Regions from separate parts of the Homo sapiens genome. Here region 2 is linked to region 1. A link is an interaction called in ENCODE POLR2A ChIA-PET data of the cell type or tissue named here. Cell type or tissue: PC-9. All regions are shown on one strand. Each heading gives the region's core, and the rest is flanking DNA. Links, peaks and the distances in the headings are about the cores only.

The links. Peaks named below come from ENCODE experiments on the same cell type or tissue, not always from the same donor. Only the 100,000 strongest peaks of a DNase experiment are listed, where the experiment ranks them.
Region 2: POLR2A ChIA-PET joins it to region 1 with 8 read pairs; 4 of 35 experiments call an interaction of 5 or more read pairs at or near these places.

What each region holds. Positions count from the first base shown.
Region 1 is chr2:121,516,163-121,521,162 of GRCh38, reverse strand. All of the region lies in intron 6 of CLASP1 (cytoplasmic linker associated protein 1), which reads left to right. Among named protein-coding and RNA genes, the nearest start is that of CLASP1-AS1, 12 kb to the left of the region's middle. In PC-9, for the core only: no CTCF peak of the experiment used is centred there; no DNase peak of the experiment used is centred there; H3K27ac peaks cover 649 bases.
Region 2 is chr2:121,622,014-121,633,501 of GRCh38, reverse strand. The region is part of intron 1 of CLASP1 (cytoplasmic linker associated protein 1); the gene reads left to right. Among named protein-coding and RNA genes, the nearest start is that of CLASP1, 22 kb to the left of the region's middle. In PC-9, for the core only: no CTCF peak of the experiment used is centred there; no DNase peak of the experiment used is centred there.

The DNA.
Region 1 (5,000 bases), core at 1-5,000:
AAATATTTTAAAAGATAGACTTTTTTTCTTCAAAAACATAACCTTAATACCATTGTCACCTCCTATGTCCCGAGAATCAGCAGTTCTCTCCTATCATCAGATACCCAGCCAGTGTTCACTTTTCCCTGAATGTCTTTTTCCAAGAGCAGAGAAATGTTTTCTAGAAGCTTTCCCACAGATTCCCCTCATGTTTCATTGTTGGAGAGTTGCATTCCGTGCCCCTGTGTGACCCAGCTGCTGGGAAGGGACAGAATTGTGTGATGGCTGTACACTAAGGATGTACCTCCTGAGCTGAGGGAAGCTTTTCTTCCTGGAGGTGGGGATTTCAGTACGAAGTCTGTGCTTGTTGATGAGGACAGGGCAGTGGCTGTAACAGAGGCAGCCAGTGGTCCGAGGCATCCTAACAATAAGAATTCCCTTGACTAGATAAGAAAAGCCTGAGTTCTGCCTGAAGACTTTTGATTTCATCTTCACAGCACCTCACCTGCCCTTTTGCAGGCAGGCTGGCAGAGGGTTGCATCCAGTGGGACTCCCCATGCTGACTGCTGGCCCTCTTGTTGAGTTTGGTTCAAAGCCTAAAACATCTTGAAACATATGACCATTGCTAATTCCATGCTGTCTCCAGCTGGACAGAGCTCAGGAGGAGGGAGGAGCACCTCTGCTGCTGGCTTGACAGAGCTTCCATGCGGCCCTGCCACAGTTGCAGCCTGGGAGCCAGGGGTGGGCTCTTGGGCACAGCTGTGCTGGGGTGCTGGGGTACCCACGCTCCAAGGCACTGGCTGTGGGGCTGTGCTGGGTTCTAGGAGGACAGGGTGGATTTAGGGTCTCATCAGTTTATAGACTGCTTCCCTGTCCCCCACCCTAGGGCGGAAGCCTTCCTTTGAGTTTTTTGCTTTGCAGGAAGCCTTTATTTTGGCATCCACATTAAGGTGCAGTGTGCTGGTGAGAAGGATGTTGACTTGCCCCCAGAGAGGTGCTCCAGCCTGCCATTCCTGATCTGTGGGCATTGGGCAGGTGACTAACCTTGCCAGCCTCTACACCCTCCAGTGTGCAGTGACTATGAGGAAGGAAGGAACAACATGGTCAGACGTTGGAGACCTTAGATTCTGTAAAGCATACATATAAGACCTGGCAGAGCGTGCTGCATGTATGGGGCTCTTGTCTTTTTGCAGTCTTCATGGCCTGACACATTGTGGTGCCTTTCTGTGGTGAGCCTGAGGGGTCAGCAGGGAGAGGCAGTGCGAGACCAGTGAGAGCCTGTGTAGAAGTGAATAGCTGCATTGTCCTGCAGTCTCAGCTGAATGGCTTTTGTTTAAACCTCTTCTCTATTAGAGTGTCCTACTTTGCAGTACCAAAGAATACCTGTTCATCTGCAGTTCTTCAGTGAAGAATAGTTTAGACCCCTAAATGCTATCTGACCCTGTAACTTTCTAGGTCTAAGGAACGATTATTTTAAAGGATAAAGATGTTGGTTTAAAAGATAGAGATAACACTAGCCGTTGTGTTGATTGCTTTATAGATACAAACTATAGGTCACAAACTGCTGGCATAAAGCTGGTTTCAGCCTGTAGATTTGTGGGTGTGTGTATGCTTGTGCCTGCAGAATGTTTTAATTTTACATTTTGAGTTCAAATGAGTTTATATTTGGGAGACTTATATTTTTAACTTTTCTTGAAAGGGTAGAAGGCCTGGTAAAGCTGTGCTACCATTCCTCTGTGGCTGGGTGGTGGTGGCCCATCTGCCTGAGCACCTTATCCCTCTTCTGTCCCTGCCTCCAGGGTTCCCTGCCAGTGCCATTTGTCACCCTGCACTCAGCCTGCTGCAATCACTCACTCCTCATGTCACTGCCTGGCCTGTGTAGGCGTTTCAGTTCATTTTCACCTAGTAGGCACTCAAATATTTGTTGAATGAAACTGTTATTTCTTTCAGTCCTCAGAGCAACCCTCAGTTTACAGAGGAGGAAATTGAGACCAAAGGAGTTCTAGTGTTTTGTCTAAGGTTACACAGCTCCCTAAATGGCCAAGTAGGTCCTTAAGTCTACTTATTAATATTTGACTCTAAAGCTAGTAATTTTTCCAGTAAATCTCTTAAACGTTTATGGCCCAGACTTTCTAAGTAGCTGCCTGGGTATTGATTGTTCTTTAAAGAGATCACCCATTGAGATTTGCTCTGAGCAGATGTTATCCCTAGAAACTAAGCAATGGTGATACACTTTAATAGTATTCAAGGTATAGTAGCATTGACTACTTCTGTAATATATGCATTTTTCTTTTTTTCTTTTTCTTGAGACAGCGTCTTGTTCTGTCACCCAGGCTGGAGTGAAGTGGTGTAATCTCGGCTCACTGCAACCTCTGCCTCCTGGGTTCAAGCGATTCTTGTGCCTCAGTGTCCCAAGTAGCTGGGACTAACAGGCGCTCGCCGCCATGCCCAGCTAAAGTTTTTTTTTTTTGTATTTTTAGTAGAGACGGGGTTTCACCATGTTGGCCAGGCTGGTCTCGAACTCCTGACCTCCAGTGATCTGCCTGCCTCGGCCACCCAAAGTGCTGGGATTACAGGCATGAGCCACCGCGCCCGACCGCATTTTCAATGTAAAAATATTCCCTAACATTAGAAATTATTTTTTTCCCTCAAAATAAACTGATAATCTGTGTTTGTCAGCTCTGGCTGCCATAACAAAATGCTGTAGACCGAGTGAGTTAAACAACAGAAATTAATTTTTTCACAGTTTTAGAGGCCGGGTTCTGGTTGGGGCTCTCTTCCTGGCTTGTAGATGGCTGCCATCTCACTATGTGCTTATATGACCTCTTCTGTGTGTGTACCCAGCTCTCTGGCTTCTCTTATGAGGACACTAATCCTCTAATTTTAGGGTCCCGCCATCATGACCTCATTTAACCTTAATTGCCTCCTTTTTTTTTTTTTTTTTTTTTTTTTGAGACGGGGGTCTCGCTCTGTCACCCAGGCTGGAATGCAGTGGTGTGATCTCAGCTCACTGCAACCTCTGCCTCCCGGGTTTAAGTGATTCTCCTACCTCAGCCTCCCAAGTAGCTGGGATTACAGGTGTGTGCCACCACGCCCAGCTGATTTTTGTATTTTTTAGTAGAGACGGGGTTTCACCATGTTTGCCAGGCTGGTCTCGAACTCCTGACCTTGAACTCGCCTGAACTTGAACTTGCCTGAACTCGAACTCCTGAACTTAAACTCGCCTGCCTGGGCCTTCCAGAGTGCTGGGATTATAGGCACGAGCCACCATACCCAGTTACCTCCTTTTTCTAAAAAAAAAAAAAAAAAAAAAAAAAAAAAAAAAGCTTGAGTCTTGCTTTGTCTCTGAGGCTAGAGTGTGGTGGTAGGATTATAGCTCACTGCAGCCTCCAACTCCTGAGCTTGAGTAATCCTCTTACCTCAGGCCCCCCCAAGTAGGTAGGACTGTAGCTGAGTACCAACTGGCCCAGCTAATTAAGAAAAATTTTTTTTGTAGAGATGGGCGCTCACTTTGTTGCCCAGGCTGGTCCCAAACCCCTGGGCTCAAGCTGTCCTCCTACCTTGGCCTCCCAAAGTGCTGGGATTACAGGTGTGAGCCACCATGCTCGGCCCTTAATTGCATCCTTATAGGCCCTATCTTGAAATATGTTGGAGAGTTAGGGCTTCATCATTTGAATTTTGGGGGCACACAGTTCAGTCCACAGCATGAGGTTTTGGGTGACAATATAGCCTAAGATTTGCCTTTTTCCACTGGAAGAGATAAAAATTATGAGTAAAGTTACCTGTCATGTAACACTGTTAAATCAGAGGACTCCCTTCAGTATTTCAAATTGTAAATTTTTGCTTGTATTCCTGCTTCTTTTCTCTTCATTCTCCACTACCTTGATGTTGTACTCCCATCTTTGCTTACTGAATTAAGCACAGTCTCCCCAACACCACCTGGCCTTGGTTCCATTTTATGTTTTAAAAATGTTTTTCTTCCTACCTTTTTATTTGCAGATTTTTTAACATACAGAGAAAGTGAGTGTATTTACCAGTTAACATTTGTTACATTTCTTCTGTATCTCTGTGTACACACATACATACATATACAGACACATACTTTTTTCTTGAGCCATTTGAAAGTAACATGCAGATATAATGATTTTTTTTTTCTTTCTGAGACAGAGTCTTGCTCTGTTGCCCAGGCTGGAGTGCAGTGGCACGATCTCAGCTTACTGCAAACTCCGCCTCCAAGTGATTCTCCTGCCTCAGCCTCCTGAGTAGCTGGGATTACAGGTGCATGCACCACCACGCCCGGCTAATTTTTTTGTATTTATAGTAGAGACAAGGTTTCACCATGTTGGCCAGGCTGGTCTTGAACTCCAGACCTCGTGATCTGCCCGCTTCGGCCTCCCAAAGTGCTGGGATTATAGGCGTGAGCCACCACGCCCGGCTTATGATGATATTTTTAACCCTAGACATATCAGTGTGTATGTATCATTTAATAACAAAGATATTTTCTTATATTAACGCATGTCATTTTTCTCACCCTGGAAATTTAACATGGATACAGTGATGTGTAATATACAGTCCGTATTCAAATTTCCCCAGGTTAGAAAAAAAGTCTACCCTGTCTCTCACACCTTATTTCGTATTTCATGCTGCTTTCTTAGTTTGATCTGGTCTGGCCAGACCGGCGTACTTCCTCTTCCTGAAGCATGTGCCGTGCATGTCTGCTTTCGTGCCTTTGCACAGGCTGTGTCTTATTCGGAATTCGCTCATTCCATCTGGACCTGGTGAAATCCTGCTGTTCCAAGCACTTCGCAGTGGTTTCTTCCTCATATGGCATCCCTTGACATCCCCTAATGTGATTGCTCCCTTCTTTAAACCACAACCTCTTTATGCTCTTGAATAATGTTTATTCCATCATGCCCTGTAATGTAGACTTTTAGGACTTTTTAAAAATCTCCTTCTTAGGACTAGGGGCTTCTTGAGTATGGGACTTCATATGGCCTGTACTACCCATTTTTGTTGCTCAT
Region 2 (11,488 bases), core at 3,766-8,765, 110 kb before region 1:
ATTTTCATATCCTTACTTGAATTATAAACTGGTCAGTGATTCAATTTTGGAATTTGCGGGGAGGGGTTAGACATTGTTCTTTTAGGAAACTTGTTGCTATTTTGTTTGCTTCTGAATAGTGATGGTATTATTAATATTTTGAATTGCAGTTACAAGTTTATTATGTGCATTATTGAACATAGAAGTTTTAAGAAGGTATCTGGGGGATATACTTGTATCTCTTTTTATTATGAGTGAATGTAAGTATATTATAGTTATATGAGAATTCGCTTCATCTTGCTTAAATTGTGTAGAGTGAGAAATAGGACTATTAGTTAAATGCATGAAATTTTTCTATTATAAACTTTTTTTTGAACAGGTAATATATACACATGAATTAAAAATTTAAGTTTCTCTCCTAGCTTGTCTGCCATCCACCCAATTTCTTTCCCTGGAGTCACCAATGTTATTAATTATATTCATGAAAAAAAGCCTATATATATATATATATATATGCACACACATACATATATATACACACACACACACACACACACCTCCCTCTGTTTTTGTACAGTTCGTGGCTGATTATAGACTACTTTTGCATTTTGCTTTTTTTTTTTTCTGAGATGGAGTTTCACTCTTGCTGCCCAGGCTAGAGTGCAATGGCGCAATCTTGGCTCACCGCAACCTCCACCTCCCAGGTTCAAGTGATTCTCCTGTCTCAGTCTCCCTAGTAGCTAGGATTACAGGCATGTGCCACCATGCCTGGCTAATTTTGTATTTTTAGTAGAGACGAGGTTTCTGCATGCTGGTCAGGCTAGTCTTGAATTCCTGACCTCAGGTGATCTGCCAACCTCGGCCTCTCAAAGTGTTGGGTTTACAGGCATGAGCCACCGCGTCCAGCGCATTTTACTTTTTTTAAACTTCATGTATCTTGGAAATCATTCTATGTGAGTACATTGAAGACTTCCTCCTTTTTTTTTTTAAATGAGTTGTATGACTAAATAGTATGCTGTTGCATGGCATATCATGATTTCCTGAGTCCTCTATTGATGAACATTTAGTTTTATCTAATCTTTTGCTTTTATAAACAATGCTGCAAAGAATAATTCTATAATATATTATTTTTGCACATATATGAATAAATTCCCAGAAGTTGACATTTTGGGTTAAAAGTTACGTGCCTTAACATTGCTATAAATAGATATTCCCAGATTATTCACGTTGGAGGTTTTGATGAAATCCAGCCTGCAATACAAGATACATTTTTGTTTGTTTTTTGAGACAAAGCTCTGTCGCCCAGGCTAGAGTACAGTGGCACAATCTCAGCTCACTGCAACCTCTGCCTCCCAGGCTCCAACCATCCTCCCATCTCAGCCTTCCAGGTAGCTGGGACTACAGGTGCATACTACCATGCCTGGCTGATTTTTGTATTTATTTTATTTATTTATTTTATTTTATTTTATTTGTTTTGAGATGGGGTCTTGCTCTGTTGCCTGGGCTGGAGTGCAGTGGCGTGATCTCGGCTCACTACAGCCTCCGCCTCCTGGGTTCAAGCAGTTCTCCCACCTCAGCCTCCCGAGTAGCTGGGATTACATGGGCACGCCACCACGCCCAGCTAATTTTTGCATTTTTACTAGAGACGGGGTTTCACCATGTTGACCAGGCTGGTCTCGAACTGTTGACCTCAGGTGACCCACCCACCTCAGCCTCTCAAAGTGCTGGGATTACAGGTGTGACCCACTGCGCCTGGCCCGATTTTTGTATTTTTTGTAGAGATGGGGTCTCACTATGTTGCCCAGGCTGTTCTCAAACTCATGAGCTCAAGCGATCCTCCCACCTTGGCCTCCCAAAGTGCTGGGATTACAGGTGTGAGCCACTGTGCCTGGCCTGCAATATGTATTTTAAAAATATGTTTAAAAAATGTAATTTCAGGCCGGGCTTGGTGGCTTACGCCTGTAATCCCAGCACTTTGGGAGGTCGAGGTGGGCAGATCACGAGGTCAAGAGATCGAGACCATCCTGGTCAACATGGTGAAACCTCGTCTTTACTAAAAATACAAAAATTAGCTGGGCCTGGTGGTGTGTGCCTGTAGTCCCAGCTATTCGGGAGGCTGAGGCAGGAGAATTGCTTGAATCTAGGAGGCGGAAGTTGCAGTGAGCCAAGATCGTACCAGTGCACTCCAGCATGGTGACAGAGCGAGACTCCATTTCAAAAAAAAAAAAAAAAAAAGTAATTTTAAAATGGCGTAGAAACATGTCATGTGTCATTTTTTGAATTAAAATATGACTATAGTTCAGTGATCAAAAGCAAATTGAGCACTTTTCTTCTCATTTCTTTTTTTTTTTTTTTTTTTTTTTTGAGCTGGAGTCTCGCTTTGTCACCCAGGCTGGAGCGTAATGGCGCAATCTCGGCTCACTGCAACCTCCACCTCCCGGGTTCATGCCATTCTCCTGCCTCAGTCTCCCGAGTAGCTGGGACTATGGGCGCCTGCCACCACACCCGGCTAATTTTTTGTATTTTTAGTAGAGATGGGGTTTCACCATGTTAGCCAGGATGGTCTTGATCTCCTGACCTTGTGATCCACCCACCTCGGCCTCCCAAAGTGCTGGGATTACAGGCGTGAGCCACTGCGCCCGGCCTCTTTTTTTTTTTTTTTGAGACGTAGTTTCGCTCTTGTTGTCCAGGCTGGAGTGCAATGGCTAGATCTTGGCTCACTGCAACCTCTGCTGGGTTCAAGCGATTCTCCTGCCTCAGCCTTTTGAGTAGCTGGGATTACAGGCATCCACCACCATGCCCGGCTAATTTTTTTATTTTCAGTAGAGACAGAGTTTTGCCATGTTGGCCAGGCTGGTCTCAAACTCCTGACCTCAGGCAATCCACCCACCTTGGCCTCCCAAAGTGCTGGGATTATAGGCGTGAGCCACCATGCCCGGCCTCTTCTCATTTCTTGTTTGCTTTTCTCTTTTGACTTGGCAAGAATTTTGTGACTGGACGAGGCAGGAATAAGTTTTGTTTCCTTGTAGATGTTACCAATACTGCCTTCTAGAGATGGGTACTAGATACAGAAGATTTACTGAATAATTGCTTCTGCGTGTGTGTGTGTGTGTGTGTGTGTGTGTGTGTGTGTGTGTGTGTTTCTTTCCAATATGGTGATCTACCAAACTTTCTGTAGTTTTCAATACTTGTAGTAATGGATGATGATTGTGATATCAGGATTACAATTTGATTTAACTTTAAAAACAACTTTCTGGAATTTATTGGATAGAGTATGATTTAACTAGAAAGAATAGGAATAGAGGCTGGGCGTGGTGGCTCACGCCTGTAATCCCAGCAGTTTGGGAGGCGGAGGCGGGTGGATCGCTTGAGGTCAGGAGTTTGAGACCAGCCTGGCCAACATGGTGAAATCCTGTCTCTACTAAAAATGTAAAGTTAGCTGGGCATGGTAGTGCACACCTGTAATCCCAGCTACTCAGGAGGCTGAGGCAGGAGAATAGCTTGAACCTGGGAGGCGAAGGTTGCAGTGAGCGAAGATTGCATCACTGCAGTCCAGCCTGGGTGACAGAGCAAGACTCCATCTCAATAAAAAAAGGGAAAACATAGTATTAACATTTTAGTGTGTTCCCTTCCATACGTTTTCTATGCAAGATGCATATAAAAAAAAGTTTTTATTTTATAAACAAAAATGGCATCATTTTTGTTTTCTAGTTTGCTTTTTTATTTTTTTTGAGATGGAGTTTCGCTCTTGTCGCCCAGGCTAGAGTGCAGTGGTGTGATCTTGGCTCACTGCAACCTCTGTCTCCCAGGTTCAAGTGATTCTCCTGCCTCAGTCTCTCAAGTACGTGGGATTACAGGTGCCTGCCACCATGCCCAGCTAATTTTTGTATTTTTAGTAGACATGGGGTTTCACCATGTTGGCCAGGCTGGTCTCAAATTCCTGACCTCAGGTGATCCACTGGCTTCGGCCTCCCAAAGTGCTGGGATTACCGGCGTGAGCCACCGCTCCCGGCCTAGTTTGCTTTTCTAATTGTTTTCTAGTTTGCTTTTTTCACTAAAATGATTGCAGATACCTTTAAAGTCCAATAAGAACAGATTTATTTATTTATTTTTTATTTTTTATATATTTTTTTGAGATGGAGTCTCGCTTTATCACCCAGGCTGGAGTGCAGTGGTGCGATCTCAGATCACTGCAAGCTCCGCCTCCCGGATTCATGCCATTCTCCCACCTCAGCCTCCCAAGTAGCTGGGACTGCAGGTGCCTGCCACCATGCCAGGCTAATTTTTTGTATTTTTAGTAGAGACGGGGTTTCACCGTGTTAGCCAGGATGGTCTTGATCTCCTGACCTCATGATCTGCCCGTCTTGGCCTCCCAAAGTGCTGGGATTACAGGCTGAGACACCGCGCCCGGCAAGAACAGATTTTTTATCATCATTGTTGGTAACTGCATAGTATGCTGTTGTACGGATGTACTGTAATTTATTTCCCACTTCCCTGTTCGTTAACATTTAGGATTATTTCATTAAAAAAGGATGACCAAAACAAAGAAAGAGAAAAAAGAATTAAAAAAAAAGGATGACCAGCTGCAGTGAACAACTTGATATGTTCAGTTTGGTATACTTTTTTTTTTTTTTTTGAGATGGAGTCTCGCTCTGTCAGGAGCCATGGTGCCCACCCCATTTTAGCATACTTGATAAATTTTTCCTTAGATGCATTCTTAGATTTTGAACTGGTTGGGTGAAGAGATGTTGCCAAATTGTCCTATGTATTACTACTTTTTATTCTCATCAGCAGTGCATTAAAGTGTTTATTTGATTATATTCAATTACATTCTTTTTTTTTTTTTTTTGAGACAGAGTCTTGTTCTGTCACCCAGGCTGGAGTGCAGTGGGGTGATCTTGACTGTGCAACCTCTGCTTCCCAAATTCAAGCGATTCTTGTGCCTCAGCATCAGGAGTAGCTGGGGTTACAGGCGTGCACCACCATGCCTGGCTAATTTTTGTATTTTTAGTAGAGATGGGGTTTCACCATGTTGGCAAGGCTGGTCTCGAATTCCTAGCCTCAAGTGATCCACGCACCTCAGGCTCCCAAAGTGCTGGGATTACAGGTGTAAGCCATCGTGCCTGGCCTCAATTACATTCTTAAGTGACCGTTTTTGAAAATGTAGGACTAGAGTGATGGTTAGGTTTTTTGATATTTTAAGGAAAACCATGTTAATGTTGAATAGGAATAAGTTTATGTTGGAAAAATATTGAAGCAATCATAACTCGTTTTGGAAACCGAGCTGCTGTATGTAGTACAACCCAGTTTATACTAACATTGTTAAGGCACAGCTCTCTTTTTGCGCTTTTCTTTTGGAATTTTTTTTGTAAATCCATAAAACATAACTATAAAAATTTCATTTTAGTAAAAGCAGTGTCCTAATATAGCTTATCTGAGAAATATAGCAAATTTTTGTTAGGTATAAACTTAGTAAAGTACAGACTTAAAGTGTATGAGCTTGAAATATGATTGAATAGTGGTGGACAGGGTATGAAATTTCACAGTATTTCATAGTATTTGAAATTGTATGCAGTGTATAAAATTCCTTATTTGATAGTATATGAAATTGTCTTTTCAGTAGCCTTTGTCATTGCTCAGGTGATGTTCCACATTATTTTTCGCTGACAAGTCACTTAAGTTGCATTGAAAGGGTTTGAAGTAACATAATAAGATCTAAATTGTCAATGAATAAATGAATCTCTAAAGCCCTCATTTCAGTTCTCTTTCTTTAGCAAGCACAGGGTTCCTTATCTTTGAAGGCTGTCCATGACTCTGCACGTTTTCCTCGTCCGTCAGATTCATACTGAGGAGTATGAATCTTGCCTAAGCAAGGTAAACATGCTTGGATGGTGAGGGACAATAAGCAAAGCCTGCATTCTCATGCTCAGGTACACCTAAGGTGTAGCTTTACCTAGTGGTGCCCTTATATTTGTTTCACTGTTGTAGCCTTTCTTTTTTCCATGTTTCCTAAGGAATTGGAAAAGTAGAGCCTTGCAGGAAAGCGTCTTGATATACTTGGTGGAATAGATTATTTACTTGTCTTTCTCTCTGCAGTGAACATGGAGCTTGTTGAGGGCAGTGCCTGGCAGATTGCCTGGTACATTAAGTACTCAGTGAACTTAGGAAACTGGAACCAAGAGCCTTTCCATTTCATGTGTCTTTCCACTTTTTTCTTCTTTTGTTTTCTTTAACTTCCTATTGTGAAATAATTATAGATTCACAAGAAGTTGCAAAAAATGTACAGGGAGTTCTTGTTTACCCTTCACCCAGTTTCCCCCAATGGTTACGCATATTTTGTTGTTTCTCCTCTTTTCCTGCTGTGCTGTGTCTTCTTTTCCCTACGTTATCCTAGTTTTCTCCTCTTTTTCCTATTTTTGATCATGCTTTTGGCTTGCCATTGGCATCTATGGGATGTACTGAACTCTCTGAACTAAATGTTGCTGAATTACTCTCCTAAGGCTGCTTGTGGGAATGCATGTGATGGTTCTTTCTCTTCATTTATTCTTTGTGGATCACTTGCTTAGTATGAGGTGCTGTGCCAGGTACTAGTTGTTCCTCTATATTCAAGCTTTTCAGCTCTTATTTTGAGAACATTATGGTGGATATATCTTTCCTTTGTAGGTCTTTTTCCTAAATGATACGTGTGTCTAAAGTACTCAGAGATGTGTATCTATTGTTGGTGAGAAGAAGGAGCTGCATTTTGGTGAAAATAGCCCTGGATTTTGAATTAGAAAGTGAAGTTCAAATCTTGGTTCTGGCCAGGTGCGGTGGCTCACATCTGTAATCCCAGTGTTTTGGGATGCCAAAGTGCGAGAATCACTTGAGGCCAGGAGTTCAAGACCAGCATGGGCAACATAGCAAGACCCCATCTCTCTAAAACAAAACAAAACAAAAAAAAAGGAATCAAAATTCTGGTTCTGTTTCATACTTGCTATGTGACCCCAGAAGTCACTTTGCTTCTGAATCTCTTCTTGTCTGTAAAATAGGCATTATAATTACAATCTGACAGAGGTTTTGTAGGGAATAGAGAAAGTAGCATTTGTATGATAACTTAATACATTGGAAGGTACTGCTTCAAATATGAAGTAGCTATACTTATTTTATTGATGAAATGAAAGCCAAATTTAAAACTATTGGTGTATTAATTCTTTATAGCTTGACTTCTTTATTCAGTAACACAGAAAGACTTCTCTTGTTTTTTTAAATCCTCATCCTTCTTACACCTTCTGTCTTCACATTAAATACCCAGGACTTAATAGAGTTTTCTTTTTTTTCAACTGGGTATAACCTAGCTCCCTTGGGAAATTTGGGATGGCCATGTCAGCTGTCATACTGTATCAAATGACATATCAGATGTCCTCTTCTCTCTTTTTTTTTTTTTTGAGATGGAGTCTCGCTCTGCCTCCAGGCTGGAATGCAGTGGTGCCATCTCAGCTCACTGCAGCCTCTGCCTCCTGTGTTCAAAGTGATTCTCTTGCCTCAGCCTCCCGAGTAGCTGGGATTACAGGTGCGTGCCACCATGCCCAGCTAATTTTTGTATTTTTAGTAGAGACGAGGTTTCACCATGTTGGCCAGGATGGTCTCCATCGTCTTGATCTCTTGACCTTGTGATGTGCCTGCCTCGGCCTCCCAAAGTGCTGGGATTACAGATGTGAGCCACTGTGCCCAGCCTGTTCTCTTCTCTTCTTACTCACCTAAGTCTGGGGATTTTTCTGTTTCAGGAACCTCTTAGAAAATTTCTCAAGCAGGCTGGGCGCGGTGGCTCATGCTTGTAATGCCAGCACTTTGGGAGGCCAAGGCGGGCAGATCACCTGAGGTCAGGAGTTCAAGACCAGCCTGGCCAATATGGTGAAACCCGTCTCTTCTAAAAATACAAAAATTAACTGGGACTGGTGGCGGGTGCCTGTAATCCCAGCTACTTGGGAGGCTGAGGCAGGAGAATCGCTTGAACCTGGGAAGTAGAGGTTGCATTGAGCCGAGATTGTGCCACTGCACTCCAGCCTGGATAACAGAGCGAGACTCCGTCTCAAAAAAAAAAAAAAAAAAAAAAAAATGAAAGAAAGAAAATCTCTCAAGCTAGCATATATGCTCCTTTGTGCTTAGCTTTTTAGTGGATTTCACCGTTAGAAACCAACTCTTCATGTGTTACTAGAAACATTTTTATTTTTGAAGGGAGACTTGCTTTTCATTTGTACATGCACATGGAATACTTAGTATAGAAAGTGGGGCATAAAATGAATATTTTAAAATTGAAATAATTGACAATTTTTTTTCTTAAACCTTGTCTAGATGCAGGCAAACTTTTAAATCATTAAGGGACAGACATTTATAGAACACCCCTTCCAATAATAGCAGGATACACATTGTTCTGAAGTGCATATGGAACATTTCAGGATAGACCATATGTTATGCCATAAAACAAGCCTCAATTAATTTAACGGATGGAAATCATACTATGTTCTCTGACCATAATGGAATGAAATTAGATATCAATAACAGAAGGAAATTTGGGGAATTCAGAATATGTGAAAATTAAACTACACACACTGAAATCACCAATGATTCAAAGAGAAAGCCACAGGAAAATTGGAAAATACTCTGAGATAAAGGCAAAATATATCATATCATGATGATGATGGTTGCAAACAATGTGAATGTACTTTATACCACTGAATTAATTGTACGTTTTAAAATAGTTAAAATGGCAAATCTTATGTATGTTTTACCAAAATTGAAAAAAACAAAACAAAACAGAAAAACCCTGGGCTGGGCGCACTGGCTCATGCCTGTAATCCCAGCAGTTTGGGAGGCCAAGGCAGGTGGATCACCTGAGATCAGGAGTTCAAGACCAGCCTGGCCAACATGGCGAAACCCCATTCTACTAAAAATACAAAAAATTAGCCGGGCATGGTGGTGGGTACCTGTAATCCCAGCTACTTGGGAGGCTGAGGCAGGAGAATAGCTTGGACCCAGGAGGTGGAGGTTGCAGTGAGCCCAGATCACGCAAATGTGCACTGTACTCCAGCCTGGGTGGCAGAGTGAGAATCCATCTCAAAAAACAAGAAGAAGAAGAAAAAAACCCCTGCCACTCATTTTTCAACAATGAATGTTTATTGAGGGCCTACTATGCTTCATGCGAAAAACAAAGAATATATCATAAGCTAGGGGATACAGCAAAAGCAGTTCCCAGAAGGAAATTTATAGCTATAAATGCTTGTATTAAAAAAAGAAGAAAGATGTCAAATCCATAACCTAATCTTCCACCTTAAGAAACTAATGAAAGAAGAATACACTAAATCCAAAGTGAGCAGAAGGAATATAATAAATAAAATCTAGAATGGAAATAAATGAAATAGAGGGAAAAAAAGTAGGGAAAATCAAACCAAAAATAGGTTCTGTGCAAAGATCAACAAAATGCACAAACCTTGAGCTAGATTAATAAATTAATAAAATGAGGAATGAAAGAAGGGACATCACTACTGACCTTACATGGAAATTAAAAAAGATTATAAGGAAATACTAGGAACCATTTTATGCCAACAAGTTAGATAACACATGTGAAATATATGCATTCTTTGAAAGACACTACTGAAATTAACTCAAAAAGAAATAGAAGGTCTCTTTTGTTTGTTTCAGATGGAGTCTTGCTCTGTTGCTCAGGGTGGAGTGCAGTGATGTGATGTTGGCTCACTGCAGCGTTTGCCTCCTGGGTTCAAGTGATTCTCCTGCCTCAACCTCCCAAAGAAATAGAAAATCTAAATAGACCAATAAAGTAAAGAGATTGAATTAGCAATAAAAAAGCCCCTCCCAAAAAAGCTTAGGTCCAGATGACTTTGCATTTTGTGATTCTACCAAATATTTAAAGAAGAATCAACATAAATTCTCCACACACTCTTTCAAAATAAAGAAGAGGTATTACTTTCCAGTTTATCCTATGAGGACATTATTAGGCTGATACCAAAACCAGGCAAAAATGTCACAAGACAAGAAAACTACAGAACAGTATTCTTTATGGATATAGGTGTAAAATACCTCAACAAAATACTTGCAAACTGAACATAGCAACATATCGGAAGAATTCTGTACTGTGACCGAGTGGGAATTATCCCAGGAATGCAAAGTTGGCTTAATGTCTGTAAATTAACGTAACATGCCATGTAATAGAATAAAAGACAAGACCAACATGATCATCTCAATAGTGGCAGGAAAAACATTTGATTAAATCCAACATTGTTTCATGATAAAAAACATTCAACAAATTAGAAATGGAAGGGAACTTCCTCAGTGTGATAAAGGCCATCTTTGAAAACCTACAGCTAATATCATACTTAATGATGAAAGACAGAATGCTGTCCTAAGATTAGGAACAAGACATATAGTCTTTAATTTTTTAAAATTTATATATATATAGATATTGTTTATATAGACGGAGTTTTACTATGTTGCCCAGGCTGGTCTCGAACTCCTGAGCTTACGTGATCCACCCACCTTGGCCTCCCAAAGTGCTGGGATTATAGGTGTGAGCCACTGCGCTTGACCAAAACATGTATAGTCTCTTTGACACTTAGCTTTAACATTGTATTGGAGGTTCTAGCCGGGACAATTAGGGAAGAAAAAGAAAGAAAAGGCGTTCATATTGGAAAGGAAGTAAGATAATCTCTATTTGCAGATGGTATGATCTTGTATATAAAACATCCTAAGGAATGCACTATAAAACTGTTATGAGCTCCTCAAAGTTGCAGAATACGGGATCAATATACAGAAATTAATTTTATTGTTACACATTTACAATGAATAATTCAAAAGTGAAACCAAGGGAACAATTCCATTCACAGTAGCGTCAAAAAGAATAAAACATTTGGGAATAAAGTTAACAAAAGAAATGCAGAACTTAGATTCTTTTTTTTTTTTTTGAGACAGGGTCTCACTCGTCGCCCACGCTGGAGTGCAGTGGCATAGTATCAGCTCACTGCAACCTCTACCTCCTGGGCTCAAGTGATCCTTCCACCTTAGCCTCCTGAGTAGTTGGTACCACAGGTGTATACCACCACGCCTGGCTAATTTTTGTTTTTTTTAGAGACTAGGTTTCTCCATGTTGCCCAGGTTGGTCTCAAACTCCTGAATTCAAGTGATCCACCTGCCTCGACCTCCCAAAGTGCTGGGATTACAGGCGTGAGCCACTGTGCCTGGCCGGAACTTACATTCTGAACTATAAAACATCATTGAAAGATCTAAATAAATGGAAAGATACTCTATGTTCAGGGATTGGAAGACTTAATATTGTTATGATGGTAATATTCCCCATATAGATTTAGCACAATCCCTATTAAAATTCCAGGCCAGGTGTGGTGGCTCATGCCTATAATCCCAGCACTTTGGGAGGCTGAGGCAGGTGTGAGGTCAAGAGTTTGAGACCAGCCTGAACAACAACATGCTGAAACCCCATCTCTACTAAAAATACAAAAAT